Regions from separate parts of the Homo sapiens genome. Here region 1 is linked to region 2. Evidence: chromatin loops called from intact Hi-C (ENCODE). Cell type or tissue: CD4-positive, alpha-beta T cell. All regions are shown on one strand.

What was found. Hi-C counts contacts between places; a loop is a spot of excess contacts. Peaks named below come from ENCODE experiments on the same cell type or tissue, not always from the same donor. Only the 100,000 strongest peaks of a DNase experiment are listed, where the experiment ranks them.
Region 1: it touches region 2 in a loop (2.4-fold over the local background); 6 of 110 quality-filtered maps call a loop at or near these places.

What each region holds. Positions count from the first base shown.
Region 1 is chr2:38,385,501-38,393,500 of GRCh38, reverse strand. No RefSeq gene overlaps it. Among named protein-coding and RNA genes, the nearest start is that of ATL2, 12 kb to the right of the region's middle. In CD4-positive, alpha-beta T cell, no CTCF peak of the experiment used is centred here; DNase peaks (open chromatin) are centred at 4,780 and 5,430; H3K27me3 peaks cover 277 bases.
Region 2 is chr2:37,921,947-37,929,946 of GRCh38, reverse strand. RMDN2 (regulator of microtubule dynamics 2) reads right to left here and starts at 4,660. Exons shown (of 11, transcript NM_001170791.3): 1 at 4,522-4,660; 2 at 218-685. The coding sequence starts at 669. RefSeq lists a silencer at 4,606-4,845. In CD4-positive, alpha-beta T cell, no CTCF peak of the experiment used is centred here; a DNase peak (open chromatin) is centred at 4,466; H3K4me3 peaks cover 1,827 bases; H3K27ac peaks cover 570 bases.

The sequences.
Region 1 (8,000 bases), 460 kb before region 2:
GGTCCTTTCTCACCATCCATGGTGTAACTTAAGCTTCTCAATTGGTGGCTTGTTTCAATATAAACCACATGTAGCTCACATTAATTTCTCTGGGAACTGTAGAATTCTTGACGGGTTCTCGGGGGTTCCTGTTGTATAAAGGCCTTCATTACTTTAGTTATACCCAAGTGAAAGGGGCATTTACCTCGTGACAAGTGGATTATAGGAGAAAAAGAGGAGATGGTAGGTCAGAGTGTGCTTAGAAGTCATGCCCAGTGTTCTCATCAATGCCAGACATTACGGGCTGCCCTTCCATCAGCCATTCTACCCTTCTTCCTGCTAACAATATCCCAATTTTGTTCAGGTATCAGGCCACTTAATATGTTTCAGGGAAAACTGGTTCCAGCCCAGAGCAGTGTGGACCTTGATTACATCAAACTAATCATGGTGAGTCCATTTTCCTTGCCAGAAATTCGTTTAGGAGTGGACATGTATTTCACTTGTGAGTACACAAGAGACTGAGGAAAAGTCTAAGGGGGCTTCTGGGAAATTTTCCTTCTAATAAGAAGAGATTCAAGGCAGAAAGTAGACTCTTTTTTGTTCCCCTGTTGTATCTTTACGGGGCACTTACAGCTTTGGCAACCAGTTTGAGCTATGCAGGATAAATATGCGAACAAAAGTCAACTTATAGAGGAAGAAAAAAGCAGAAAATTGGAAAACAAAACAAAACAGGTGCCTTAATGCTGTAATTGAACAGTGAGTTAACCCAACCCTGAAACCATCCTACCTTTGAACTTACTGTGATATGAGATATTACCTTCTCCTTTTTTTTTTTTTCTTTTTTTGAGACGGAGTCTCGCTCTGTTGCCCAAGTGGGAGTGCAGTGGCGTGATCTGGGCTCACTGCAACCTCCACCTCCCAGGTTCAAGTGATTCTTCTGCCTCAGCCTCCTGAGTAGCTGGGACTACAGGCAGGCGCCACCACGCCCGGCTAATTTTTGTATTTTTAGTAGAGATGGGGTTTCACCATATTGGCCAGGCTGGTCTCGAACTCCTGACCTAGTGATCCACCCCCCCCCCGCCCCCCCGGCCTCCCAAAGTGCTGGGATTATAGCGTGAGCCACAGCGCCCAGCCTGCCTTCTCCTTTTTATTGATGCCATTTCTGGTTGGGTTTTCTGTTACTTTCTGCTAAAGCATCCTAACTGAAAAATGTATTATCAGTGATTTTCCACTTAGAATATTGAAAAAACCGGCCAGGCACAGTGGCTCACGCCTGTAATCCCAGCACTTTGGGAGGCCGAGGCGGGTGGATCACAAGGTCAGGAGATCGAGACCATCCTGGCTAACATGGTGAAACCTCGTCTCTACTAAAATTACAAAAAATTAGCCGGGTGTAGTGGCGGGCGCCTGTAGTCCCAGCTACTTGGGAGGCTGAGGCAGGAGAATCGCTGGAACTGGGGAGTCGGAGGTTGCAGTGAGCCGAGATCGCGCCACTGCACTCCAGCCTGGGTGACAGAGTGAGACTCCATCTCAAAAAAAATAAAAAATAAAAAATATATTGAAAAAACCAGCTTTCCCCTCAAGACTAGATTGTGTCCACAAAGAACTTACTAGAGGCAGGATACGAATGCTAACGTTGGCCTTTATGCTCAAAGAAAACGCCTCCACAGGTTACAACTGTCTGTGTGTGGAGGAACCTGCTCAAGGCGTGGGTGTGATCAGAGGTCTCACTGGTGGGAGAGGAGAGCTATTTTGGGTATTTGTGGTGGATTGGGAGCTTGTGCTCCATACCATATCCCTAGGTGTACTATGTGGGGAATCAAGTGCCATCTTGGAGGTTTTTTTTTCTTTTTTTTTCTTTTTTGAGACAGGGTCTCTGTTACTTGGGCTGGAATGCAGTGGTGTGGTCATAGCTCACTGTAGCCTCGAACTGGTGGACTCCAGTGATCCTCTTGCCTCAGCCTCTCTAGTATCTGAGACTATAGGTGCACACCATCATGCTGGGCTAATTTTTATATTTTTTGTGTAGACAGAGTCTCTCTACGTTGCCCTGCTGGTCTTCAACTCCTGGCCTCAAGCAATTCTCCTACCTCGTGATCCTCCTGCCTCAGCCTCCCAAGTTCCTGGGGTTTCAGGATGAGCCACTGAGACTGACTTTGCAGTCTTAGACTTAAATCACCATGCTTATTGAACTGTAAAGGGTCCAGATTATCAAAGGATCTCAATCCTACAAAGTACCTTTTGGCTGTGATCACTATTTGCAAGCCCAGTGCAGACACTGCTCCCCCAGGCTGGGTCTACCAGATCCCCACCCCCTGTAGCTCCTACATTTCTTTCTGTTTCCCCAGCAGCACCTCATAAATCTCTCCTCTATTAAAGTATTTGCTGCTGTTGTCCTTTCTATTTCCCTCCCACCTTCATTGTCTGCGTCCTTCTCCCAGCCCCGCAACGGGGAATGAATAGCTGGCCAAATTACTGCTTTGGGGAATTGCTTTAGTGAATGCTGGAAAGGATAGACCAGAAAGTAAGATGTTATTCTTCATTCCTTGCTTGTGGGGCTTGGGACCTCCATTGTCTAGTGATTGGGTTCGGATTCTCCAGAATCATATTGGACTTGAGTACATTCCATTATTTCTTTTTTTTTCATTCCAGAATTTTTGGTGCCTAATTTCTCTTTCCTCCCACTGGACACACAATGGATACTCCTTTGCTTCAGTTACACCTTCATAAACCTGACTTCCTCTTAGTCCCTCTTTCCCATTCTCAACTGCTCACAAGGAGCTCCTTCATCCCATAATATTCATCTTCCTGACTTTTCATCAGAGGCCTGTTATTTTGCTTCCACCCTTCTGAGAGCGTCTGGGTGTGTACCTGGAACTGCAGTGGTCTCCTGGAACTCTCCTGATTTACTTGGGGGAAATAGCCACGTAGCAGTCTTCTGAATATAGTGCTTAATCTCCACTGCTTTCGGCTCCCTGCAGAATGGCTACCAGCTCTCCAGTTTTCATATAAGCATTATGATATTAAAACCACTCAACAGTAGTTCTCCTTGTCAAAGAATTAGACTGAAAGAGTCTGTGTTCTTTTACACAATTGCAACTTTTATGAGAGAAATAACCTGCCAATCTTGTAGAGAACAAGTACCCAACCTACAGACATGGTGAATTCCTTCTAGCTTTTTGTCATTGACCTGTATGTGATAAAATCCTCTCAGTCACCATCAATTAAGGATGAAATAAAGGAAAACATGAACGTATGTAAGGAGAGAGCCCTAATTTGGGATACAAGGGTGGTATAGGTCTTGACCTTCAGATTTAAATATGCCCGTGAACTAGAATCTAAAAATGCTGTTTTCCCATATGGACCTGCATATTCTTGGTTCTCCCTACTTAAAATAAGAACAGGAGGAAAATACTTAATCTATGCTGAAATTACTAACTATGATTATTATAAACATCTGCTATGGGGCAACTTTGACCTACCAAGCTGGGGCCAAAATATAGCTAGTGAGGACAATATTTCTTTTTCAAGTCCCTTTCAGCTCCTGCCTCCCTCTTCCCAGTGTCAATTTGCACCTGTTGTTGTCTCCTTGTTTTGTGCTGGGTTGGTCAAACATCCAGGCCCCTGTGGGGAAGACAGGTAGGATTCATTGCAAGCAAGGCCTCAGAGGTGAATGGTGGGGGAGAGGCACAGTCTCTGTTCCTTGCCTGCCCTCTTGGAAGGTGTCAGAGACCCATGGTTAGAACAGTGAGGCCAGAAACAGAGGAGTTGGCTTCATGAGACTTTGAGGCATTCCCAGCAAGAGGTGAGAGCAAGAAACTGCAAAACTATTTATGAGAGACTTTGGGAATCTTTAGGCACAAGCAGAATTGCTTAGGAACAAAGCATGGCTGTGCACAGAATTCTCCTCAGCTGTGGTACCCAGTGGACCAGAGACTCTAGGAGCATCAGCGGTCTGCAGGCTTTGCACAGACCTGGCTTTCTTTATGGGCACTGTCAGCAGCAGCAAGGATATGGCTCTGTCTTGAGAGTGCTGAGGGAAGCAGATGCTGATGGAGAGGGTGTTGGAGAATCACATGAACATCAACACTTGCTCAAGAAATAACCATGCAACAAGCCTATAAATGATACTGGTATGTTGCAGTCCCTTCAGTTTTGTGGTAATGAAGGTACATAAAGGTTAAACACATTTTCAAGGGTTCTTATCACAAATTCAGAATTGGAATCTGGAGCCCTGTTGCTCCAGTCTCTGGGTTACCCATAGCAAGTGTGGTTATTTCTAAAAATATGCAACACATGGTTGTGCTGGGAGAGAGCGTGCCCTGGAGATGCTGCAGAGGCTTCTCGAATGGAGCAGAAAATGGGTACGAGATGGAGGGGGTGGGTTGCTGCTGCCAGCACAACCCTACTACCAGGTCTCCTGGTTACCCCAAGAGGGGCTCTTTCTTGCTCGGTGCACACAAAACTGAAAGTGAGTGTCAAGCAGTGCAGGCTGTATTTCATGGCCACAGAATGGGAGAAGTGGGAGCACAGCTCACAAATCAACTTCTCGGCTCCTGGGAACTGGGAAGTTCCGCATGTAGGGTTTTCTTGATGAAGGGGCTGAGCATTAAGATCAAGGAGAGGTGTATTTATGCTTTTTCTTGGGAAGGGACAGAGATTTACTTGGAATCAAGGAGCCGCCTCCCTTTTGTCCTGTTTTGGTTTCCTCCTTTTGTTGTCATGGTAATTGTCAACTGTCATGGCGCCCCTGGGAGTGTCATTTAGTATGGAAATTGGATTATAATGAAGTTAGAGGTTCTTCAGAGGTGGGGTAAGCTGCCTAAGAAGGAACCTCTGACCACAGACATCAGACATCCTGTTTTCTTTTTTTTTTTTTTTTTTGAGACAGAGTCTTGCTCTGTCACCCAGGCTGGAGTGCAGTGGCACGATCTCGGCTCACTGCAACCTCCGCCTCCCAGGTTCAAGCGATTCTCCTGCCTCAGCCTCCTGAGTAGCTGGGATTACAGGCGTGTGCCACCACGCCCGGCTAATTTTTGTATTTTTTAGTAGAGACGGGGTTTCACTATGCTGGTCAGGCTGGTCTTGAACTCCTGACCTTGTGATCCACCCGCCTTGGCCTCCCAAAGTGCTGGGATTACCGACCTGAGTCACTGCGCCTGTCCCCTGTTTTCTGAAAATATGCAGAGTCAAAGCAGAGTAGGAATTTTGCTAAGTCACATAGGCATTGCACTGGGCAACAAAAGCAGGGTAGGGGTCCACCTAAGTCACATAGGCCCTGCAATGCCTTTGTGACTCAATGCAATGGGTAACAGCCCCAGTGTGGTATCCACAGAGTAGTGATGGCAGGCATACATTGCTTCTCCAGCAACCGAGCAACCTGCGCTCTGAATTTGAGAAGCAGACTACACTGAATACATTGGAGCAGCACTCATTTTATCTTCTGAGATCTGCCACTGATGTCACATGGTGTTGGTGGTGGCCAAAAAAAAAAAAAAAACCCAATGGAAACACTGTCGGTATTCGACATGATATTTGACTCAACAGTGGAGAGTTGACAACCCTGGACTCTTGAATGATTTGTTCATCACCTAAATCCTAATTCAAGGAAAGGAGCTGTGGTTGGGAATGGTTAGGCCAACCCCAAGGAGCTATTGGTATCATACCTCTGGAGTTCTTCAAGCTACTACAGGCAACAGAGTTTAGTAGTCTGAGTGTGAACCCCAGAGTTCTATCTGTGGGGTCAAAGCCCAACTCCACTATTTTATACACCTGGTAGTCTTGGGCAAATTATTTAATTTCTCTTGGCTTCAGGTTTCTCAGCATAAAATGTTAAATGTAATAGTGTCTCTGTTTTAGAGTTATTGTGAGGTTTAACGTGGCTCACGCCTGTAATCCCAGCACTTTGGGAGGCCGAGGCGGGCGGATCACGAGGTCAGGAGATCGAGACCATCCCGGCTAAAATGGTGAAACCCCGTCTCTACTAAAAATACAAAAAATTAGCCGGGCGTAGTGGCGGGCGCCTGTAGTCCCAGCTACTTGGGAGGCTGAGGCAGGAGAATGGCGTGAACCCGGGAGGCGGAGCTTGCAGTGAGCCGAGATCCCGCCACTGCACTCCAGCCTGGGCGACAGAGCGAGACTCCGTCTCAAAAAAAAAAAAAAAAAAAATGGGCTGGGCGTGGTGGTACACACCTGTAATCCCAGCTACCCAGGAGGCTGAGGCAGGAGGATTGCTTGAACCCAGGAGGCAGAGGTTGCAGTGAGCCAAGATCGTGCCATTGCACTCCAGCCTGGGCGACAAGAGTGAAACCCCATCTCAAAAAAAAAAAAAAGAAAAAAAAACTAATAAATTATTACTTCATATGAATTCTTGGCACATGTAAGTACCTGATAAATGTTAGATGTTATTTTAAGTGTTAGCAAACGATTCTAGGGAGTTTCCTCTGTGACTTGAGAATCTGATTCTGGGTATCTTAGGCTCCGTTGTTTCTACTCCCTCCTAAAACAACAACTAAAGGAACAAGATTGCAGACAGCGTGGGAAGCTTTCTCGTGTGACCACCTAGCAGCGGGGAGGAGGCCTGGGATGTGTGCCTGGATCCTAGTGCTCTTGTGTGGGGCTTCGGTGGGCTCTGCTGTGAGGTGGGTTGGCTAGTCTGATTCCTGGGTCCCTTGCGCTCATATCCCTGGAATTGGAGCTGACCCTATGTTTTGTTCTTTGGTTTTTACTCAGGTCCTGGTGCTCCTTTTTGTGATTCAGGTCTCCTTGGTGTACCTGTCTGAATCTCACCTCCAGCATCCATCTGATTCCTGGCATAGACTGAACACCACTGTACCACTATGATGACCTCTGGTTCTTAACTCAGCTACCTCCCTAATCCTCTATAGTGTGTGTGGTGACCTCTGGGTCCCAGCCAAGGGAAGCTAAGAAGGCATGACTAAGGCCCATTTACACCTAACCACCATGAACCATCATTTTTAATTTGCCGAGCCCTGTCCTGCCCTTCCCTTCTCTTCCGTCTTTTCTTTTCTTTTTCTTTCTTTCCTTCCTTCCTTCCTCTCTCTCTCTCCTTCCTTCCTTCCTTCCTTCCTTCCTTCCTTCCTTTCTTTCTTTCTTTCTCTTTCCTTCTCTTTCTTCCTTCCTTCCTTCCTTCCTTCCTTCCTTCCTTCCTTCCCTCCCTCCCTCCCTCCCTCCCTCCCTCCCTCCCTCTTTCTTTCTTTCTTTCTTTCTTTCTTTCTTTCTTTCTTTCTTTCTTTCTTTCTTTCCTTTCTTTCTTTCTTTCTTTCTTTTCTTTCTTTCTTTCTTTCTTTCTTTCTTCTTTTTTGAGATAGGGTCTCATTGTGTCACCCATGCCGGAGTGCAGTGGCATGATCATGCCTCACAGCAACCTCAACCTCCCTGGCTCAAGTAATTCTTCCACCTCAGCCTCCCGAGTAGCAGGGACTACAGGTGCACACCATCGCACCTGGCTAATTTTTGTGTTTTTTTTGGAGAGATGGGGTTTCTCTATGTTGCCCAGGCTGGTCTTGAACTCCTGGGCTCAAGCAATTAGCCCGCCTTGGCCTCCCAAAGTGCTGGGATTTACAAGCATGAGCCATCACACCCAGACTGAAAGAGAATTTTCTAAGTCACAGACAAATAAAAACTTTATTCACTACACTACAGGAAAAACTGAATTGCCTTTCTATTCTCTCTTCAGAAAATGATATCCCCAAATTGGCATAATATGAAGAGTCAAAGACCATACAGTGAAAAGATCAGAAAAAATGGTTTAGGCTGGGCGAGTTGGCTCATGCTTATAATCCCAGCACTTTGGGAGGCCGAGGTGGGCGGATCACTTGAGGTCAGGAGTTCGAGAGCAGCCTGGCCAACATGGTGAAACCCTGTCTCTACTAAAAATACAAAAATGAGCCGGGCATGGTGGTGCACACCTGTAATCTCAGCTATGTGGGAGGCTGAGGCAGGAGAATCACTTGAACCTGGAAGGGAGAGGTTGCAGTGAGCTGAGATCACACCACTGT
Region 2 (8,000 bases):
AGTAAGTTTTTTATATTCCTTTTGTCAATATGGTCTAAACTAGCTTAAATACTGACTACTGAATATGACTTTAATTATAATCTAAGTCAAAATATCACTCCTTTTCATTTTATGTGAGCAGCAGGATATATGACTGGAACCCATAATGAAAATACCTAAATAATAGTAATAATGATAATAACCAATTCAACATAGGAAATATCTTAAAGAAACTTACCCTCCTTCACTTTCTGCTTCCTCTGAACTATTACTTGTTGCTGAACTTTGAATTGTGGGGAGTCTTCTTTTTCTCGCTCTGTGCTGAGGGCTTATCTTATGAACAGTTATTTTCCCTCCAAGTTCATCTTGTATATATTCCTCCAGCTTTGGAATAGCTTCTTTAAGAAATCTGATTTCCTCTTTGAGTTCTTCCATATTTGTCAGTAATTCGTTTAACTTCTCCAGTATCTGAAGTTGCCTTTCTTGAAAGATTACTGTTGTTCCTTGGTCATCATGTATTTCATCTTGCAAAGTTATTGAATTAAATGTATTACCCAGAGAAAGAAATTCAGGTAACTTCATTGCTATCCCTGGTTTACGGACCTTGTGGTACCACAAGAGCAGCAAGCTGATTCCAGCAGTGCCCACCATGATGCCAAGTATCAACTCTTTGTTTGTGGAATAAGGCATTTCTTGGTTTTCGTTTCTAAAATTAAAAACATAAATGTAAATGAATGTTGTTTATGTCTTTGTCCAAGACAAAAATATAGGTGCTTTTTCAATCAACAAAAGCCAAGTTTACATCACAGGATTTACAAAAAGTAGGACAATAGCCCAAAGGGTGGGAAAGGACAAATGGAAGTATACTGTTGTAAGAGTCTTAGATTACAATGAAGAATTATCATATTAAGTTAAAGATGCATAGCTGTAAACCCTAGAATAACCACTAAAAAACAAACAAACAAAAAAACCCCAGGCAATACATATCAAGACAATAATAGAGATAAAAATGGAACACTAAAGATACTCACTTGGTCCAAAAGAAGGCAGGAAAAGGAGAAAAAAGAACAGATGGGCAAATAGAAAACAAATAGAAGAGAAATTACGCCATTATTAAGTGCGAAAATGGTGCCAAAAGATCAAGAAATAACAGGTTTTTTTTGCCAACAGAAAAGAGTCCATAAAAAGAAAAGAAAAATTGATGAAGTAGACATATAGAAAACTGCATAGCAATAAACTTGAGAAGGCAAAGGAGGTGGGCTCTATCGCACAAGCACAGGAGTTGACCTTTGATGGGAACATAAACCATTCATTCATAGTCATAAAAGGCAGATTATGTGAGCAGAGATTTAAATAGGTGGGTAGATGCAGTGGTGGGAGGTTATGCAAGCTCTCTTTGATTGCTTCACTGTTCTAAGATAGGAAGTGAAGATAGGAAGCAAAGTAAATAGCTGGGAGTGTGAATTGGGGAAAAAATATCAGTAAGATGAAAATTCTGAATTAGGTTGTATACCCGAAATTCACCATCCTCTGCTTTATATCCTGTGATTCCACATATTCTACCAAGCATTGTTTCTTACACTTCAAATGGCCAACTAAATGTAATGTTTCAAATGCTTCCTTGGTGGTCTACTGGTTAGGATTTCTGGGCTCGCAAATGCCCTATGGAAGAGGGTCTGAGAGAACAAGCAGCCATAATCTATTTCTGAAAAGCCTGCTTAAAATAAGAACGTCTTTGGATTCCTATTTCACTAGAGTATATGCCTGGAACACAGAAAGTATCCTGTTTGGATGTTCTACACTTCATTACAGGCCTAAGTGTCAAAGAGAAGGACTGACTTTAAAATAATCTTCCAGAAATTACCTCAGGTGTTAGTGAATATTATATCCAAGAGATTTAAGAATTCCTTCTTTTAAACCAAAGATTCCAGAGAAAGCCTTGGTACTTAATCTGGCCTGCTTTACCTCACAGAAATTTGCCTGGAATTAACTTAAAAAAATTTTTTTTCACCTAATTGGTATAACTGGGAACTATAACCATCTGCCCACTCCCAGCTCATCCAGGAGACATGCCAGCAACAGATTCCAATCAATTTGTAACTTCAGCTGAAATTGTAGCTAATTATTGCTAGATGTGTAAATGTATTCTACAAAAAAATTGTATCACAAAACTAAATTATCTTGAAAGCTTATTGCAAAAAAATAAGTCACTCTATGCCCATTAATTACAACTGCATTCCAGCTAATATTCACACATCAAGTTTAATCATCTTTATTTTTGTCAATAAAATTATTCAGGCAGGATGTCCATTCGCTGATATAGAGGTCTATTAAAGGAAATCTTCCTATTCTGATTGCTTTCTTTTGCCCATACCTTGGACTTTTACATTAAGAAATATAGCCTAGTTTGAAAATATTTTCATTTAATAAGCAAATAAGTAGAAGTAAAAATCTACCTAGGAAGGAGAACTTATTCTTGAGACAGGACCAGGTTTCAGCAGGTGGGAAAGTCTTATTTTGCTTGGCCCTTTCTTTAGGAACTGCACCAATTCCAAATCATCTCTTCCATGCAGGTCCTATTATTATTTTGCAGATAAGTGAACTGAGGCACACAGGTGTCAAGTCACTTACCCAGTGATCACCCAACTGGGAAGTGAAAACTGTCACCTTTGACAACCTGTTCCTAACTCTTGGATGCACCCACAACATGTGGGAGATTTGGAAAGCATCAACAAGGAGGTGAAGGAGAGTACTGACTGAACAGAGATGCTCAAAGCTGAAATATTATTTCAGAACCACAAAAATTAACTAGAAAAAAATAGAATCAACGGAGCTGATGTTTTAAACAAACACAATTAAAGACTAACAGTTCAAGCTATGTTTGAGTTTTATAACAGCATAAAACAAATGTGCTTCAACACTGATAATTTGAAAAATGACACATTAAAAATAATGTACAAAATACATCAGAGTACTTGCTTGCCTTCAGAATAATTTCAAAGGTTGTATGAAGTCATTTACATAGCTTTTTTTTTTTAGAGTCTCGCTCTGTCACCTAGGCTGGAGTGCAGTGGTACAATCACTGCTCACTGTAGCCTCGACCACTTGGGCTCAAGTCATCCTCCTGCCTCAGCCTCCCTAGTAGCTAGGACCACAAGCGTGGGCAACCACGCCCGGCTAATTTTTACATTACTTGTAGAGAGTGAGTCTCCCTATGTTGCTAGGCTGGTCCCGAACTCCTGGGCCCAAGCAATCCTGCCTCCACCTCTCAAAGTGCTGGGATAAGCAGCATGGGCCACTGCCTCCAGCCTTGTTAGCTTTCATACTTCTAATTATGTTAATAGTATACACTTGTAGTATAAAAAAATATAGTAATTAAAAACTTTACCAAACAGATTTTAAAACTCTAATATTTTAATAATCAGATACAAAGTATTATGTTACGTTTCAATTTGTAAGGTGCTAGTAAATAACAATGGAAAATGACATTTTAATATAGATTATGGCACTTAATTAATGTGTATTATTGTGTAATATTAAAGGTTGAGATGAGAATCAAGTATTCTAAAATGACATCAAAATGTTGACTCTAAAGAAAATAGAATATGAAATGTTTTCTGAAGAAATGTCTGAAGAAACATTTCATTTCCATGTTCTAGTTTTATTTAAAATTAATTTTTTGATGTAGAAATTATGCTTTACTAAATTAATTATAATGCTTTCACCATAAATCTAGCACAGATATTCATTAACTTCATCAGCAGACCCTTAGAGGAGAAAAATATAAAATGCATAACTCTAATAAACTCGGGGAAGGTATGACAAATTTTGCAAGGATAAAGAGACATTACAAAAAAGCCCGAGGTTTAAGTTTCCTAAGAGAATTGCACTGAGACCTTGAACTAGTGATCAGATTTCCTACAGCGTCCTGGAAAACCTGGTACTTTCGAAGTGAATTCTATTGTTCATTTCATCAGGTTTTCATGGTTTTTTTGTATTTTATAATTTATTTTAAATTTAGGGCTCCCAAGTGTTTGCCTCATTCCCCTATGTTGGCAGCACTGATAATCCGGCCTTCGTTTTTGTGTGAAATAGGCACAGACGGAGTCTGAGAGCAAAAAAAACCCCACACAAACAAAAACAAAATGTTTGCGCAAGGCTGAAAGCCGAGCGAGAGCCCAGCAAGTGTCTCTGTTGAAATTCTTTGGGGTTTGCAGGGACCAGCCGGGCCGAGGCAGCAAACTGCCTGTTCCCCACGCACCCCAGAAGGGTCCGCGTGCGAGGAAATACCAGCGACCTCCGGGGCTAGGGCTTCCGTGGCGCAGGGTCAGCGAGGGATGAACCCGGGAAGCCACTATGGGCCGCTGCTCCAGCCCCGGGAACGCAGAGCACCGCTGGCTAGCAGGCTCAAGCTTCGCCAGGGACACACCGACCCGGAAGTGCAGTCGCCCCCACCGCAAGTATTTCCGCTTCCCTCCGCAAGTCCCCGGCGCGGTCCGGCCCCCAGCGGCTGAGCAGCCCCCTCCCAGACTGCGCACGCACCTGTGTTCACTGCGCCGGCCTTTCAGCTGTTGGAGAGCGGAGACCAGGACCTGCTGGCGCGCAGTGGCGGACGGACAGTAGCCCTGGAGCCCGCGGGTCCTAAGGTCCCGCGCCGCGGCCGTCGCGTCCTGACCCAGATAGCGGAGGCGCCGGGGGAGGAGCCCGCGGCCGCTCGGCCCCCCGCTCCCGCCCCCTCTCCCTCTCGTGGTGGGTTCAACTCTACCGGGACTGGCGTTGGGTGCACCTTTTGCAAAATAAAATTGCACGTCGCGGGGCGCCTGGCTCGCGCCGGACCGTGTGTCTCGGCCGTCGCCTCCCTTCGAAGCCGGTCGGCACCTTTTCCCCCGCCTGGGCTCTGGGCCTCCGCGCTAGCCCCAGCGCGTTCCCTCTCGCGTTGCTGCCACTCCGCACGCCCACCGCCAGCTCGCTTCGTTCCGGCTCTCAAACCCACTCCCTCTCCCCTAGTTAAACCTTTTTCTGTGCCCTTTCTAGGCACAACCTTGCACTTTACTCCTCACGACTGAATTAAAGGCAGACGCCTTGCACTAATTACTGATATCTGCAGCCCCGTGTTCATAGCTTTATCTCACGTTTTCTTTTAATGAGCAATTTTGACAGCCTCTTCCTTCTCCCCGCCATTCCGAGTTGCCTTTAGATGAAAGCCGCTGTTTTTTCAGATGCCTGACATTTAAGGTTTTACCCAGCTTTCTGTGGTTTGTATAATGAAACTAATTCTGCTAAATACGCTCTTAAAAACTGGGCCGGGCGCGGTGGGTCACGCCTGTAATCCCAGCACTTTGGGAGGCTGAGGCAGGCGGATCACCTGAGGTCAGGAATTCGAGACCAGTATGGCCAACGTGGCGAAACCCCTGTCTCTACTAAAAATACAAAAAATTAGCCGGGCGTGGTGGTGGACGCCTGTAATCCCAGCTACTTGGGAGGATGAGGCAGGAGAATCGTTTGAACCCGGAGGCAGAGGTTGCAGTGAGGCGAGATCGCGCCACCGCACTCCAGCCTGGGTGATAGAGCGTCTCAAAAACAAAAACAAAACAGTACATACACTGCTTCTGTATTGTCCGCACCTTGAGTATTACTGCCTCAAGCTTAGGTTTGCATAACATTAATCTCTAAACTTCCCACCAATATATTGAGCAGAATTAAAAATGGGTACACTCTTTCTCAAAACAGCAACAGCAGACAACACCCATAAAGCCATGAAGAATCCAGAAGGCTTGTTTTGCAATCCATATACTACTGTTTACGGATAGGGATTCAGGGATTCTATAGGCTCTTTAAGATGATTTTTTGAGCTTCAGGCAAGCCGCATTGAAGAATAAGTAAGCCTGGCCATGGTCATTTTATTAAAAGTAATTTGTAGCAGGGCGCAGTGGCTCACGACTGTAAGCCCAGCACTTTGAGAGGCTGAGGCGGACGGATCACTTGAGGCCAGGAGTTCGTGACCAGCCTGGCCAATATGATGAAACACCATCTCTACTAAAAATACAAAAATTAGCCGAGTGTGGTGGCGCACTTCTGTAGTCCCAGCTGCTCGGGAGGTTAAGGCATGAGAATTGCTTAAACCTCAGAGGCAGAAGTTGCAGTGAGCCGAGATCGGGCCACTGCTCACCAGTCTGGGACAGAATGAGACTCTGTCTCAAAAAACAAGAGCAAAAACCTAAGTTGTATTTGGAAAAAGAGCAGATTAATCTTTAACCTCTCAGATTTGGAACTAGTAAAATATTACCTTCTACAAACCCACTTCACTCCTATTTATTATGGTTTGCAGCAATCTTGCAATATAATGCTAGCTTTATTTAACTAGAATACAATATGATATAAACCGATCATGCAAAACAATTTTCTCTTTTAACAAGATTTAGATACCAAAGAAACATGACTGTCTCTTCGCTAATACTTAAAAGGAGCTTTTCAGTATTTAAAACAAAATTTAAGCTTTTCCAGGAGCCCACTGAGTTGTTCACTGCTGCATCCCCAGCACATTGCACAGAAGAGGCTTTCAATAAAAATGTGACGTATGGGCTGTGAACAAGGCCTTACCAGTCTATTCCAAGAGGAAGATGGCAGCTGATACTGACTTGATCTTCAGGTTCAGGACATAGACTATGTCACACTTGCTCCTTTCCAATACATTTGTTTCTATTCCTTGATGAGTAAAAATTATCTGAAAGGTAGAAACTCAGGGACAGTGACAACCATTGACCTTGGCAAAGCTGTAACTAAATAGCAAAGACAGGCGCTATCTTTGCCAGGTACTGTTGCAGGGGTGACATAAAAAAGCAGAAATGATTCCCCTCCCCACTACTAGGAATGTCAGTCTAAAAGGAATATCTGAAGGAAAAACCAGAACATACTAAGAATCTCAGAGTTGCTGTTATTCATCAAACCAGTACGGCATGACAATCATTTGGGAGGAGTGGGTACAGACCCTTCACGATTTGCCCCAACCTACTTTTCCAGCTTTTCTCCGCTACTTCCACCAGACATCATTCTACACTTCAGCACTAGCTAAGCTACTGATCGTCTCTCCACAAGCTGTATCCTTTTTATCCTGTTCCTTGTGCCTGGAATATCCTGTTGCTTGCCACCCGTCCAAAACCAATTCAACCACTTCAACCTCTTTCCCTTGAGAAGCTACACACTCTCTCCTTCCCCATAAGAAGTATTCATCCATGCCCCATCAAAACTTATGGAAGGACCAGGAGTTTCAATGAATACAAAATGCCTCCCTGCTAGCTTACAGCAAACCTCTCTGGTGTACACTATATAATTACTGCTTGCCAGTGACTGTGTGTTTGTGAGGCTGTGAACATCTTCAAGGATGGTAGCATTTATCTTTGTATCTTGGGAACCTGGCATGGTGCACACCCTCTATATTAGATAACTATTTGAAAGTAGTATGTACATTTGAGGGAAAAGCATGAGGAAATGTATAGTCCTTCATTATAGTAATGTGAGATGGGAGTGTCAATTTTTTTTTTTTTTTAGGTTTTATTTGAGTGGTTTTATTTCCAGGAAGCAATTGAATGACAAAGTTAGTTTTAACCCTTTAACAGTTACCAATATGCTATATAGTTAACTATTCATTTTCTAGTTCCTTGTTGTTATTTCCAAATCTTATCAAACTTACAAGCTGAATTTCTTAATTTGTAAACTGAAGGCTGAGCTGCAGGTATAATTAGTACCACTATGAAATCCCCAACCCCCGCTTCAAAGAGCAGAATCAACCTTCATTTCCAGGCTGGTTTTAAGAAAGTATTTTAAGGAAAGGGTTAAGGAAATATTTTACTGCAAATAGCTGGGGAAAAACTTTTAAATTAAGAACACCCTAACCATTGAGAGAGAGGGATTTAGAGAGGGAGAAGCGCACAGGCAAAGAGCAGGGGCAGAGGAAGAAGTCCCCCAGGTGTAACCGAAGCTCTGAGTTCCCCGAATCATTTGTAAACGAGGAGGAGCAAAGG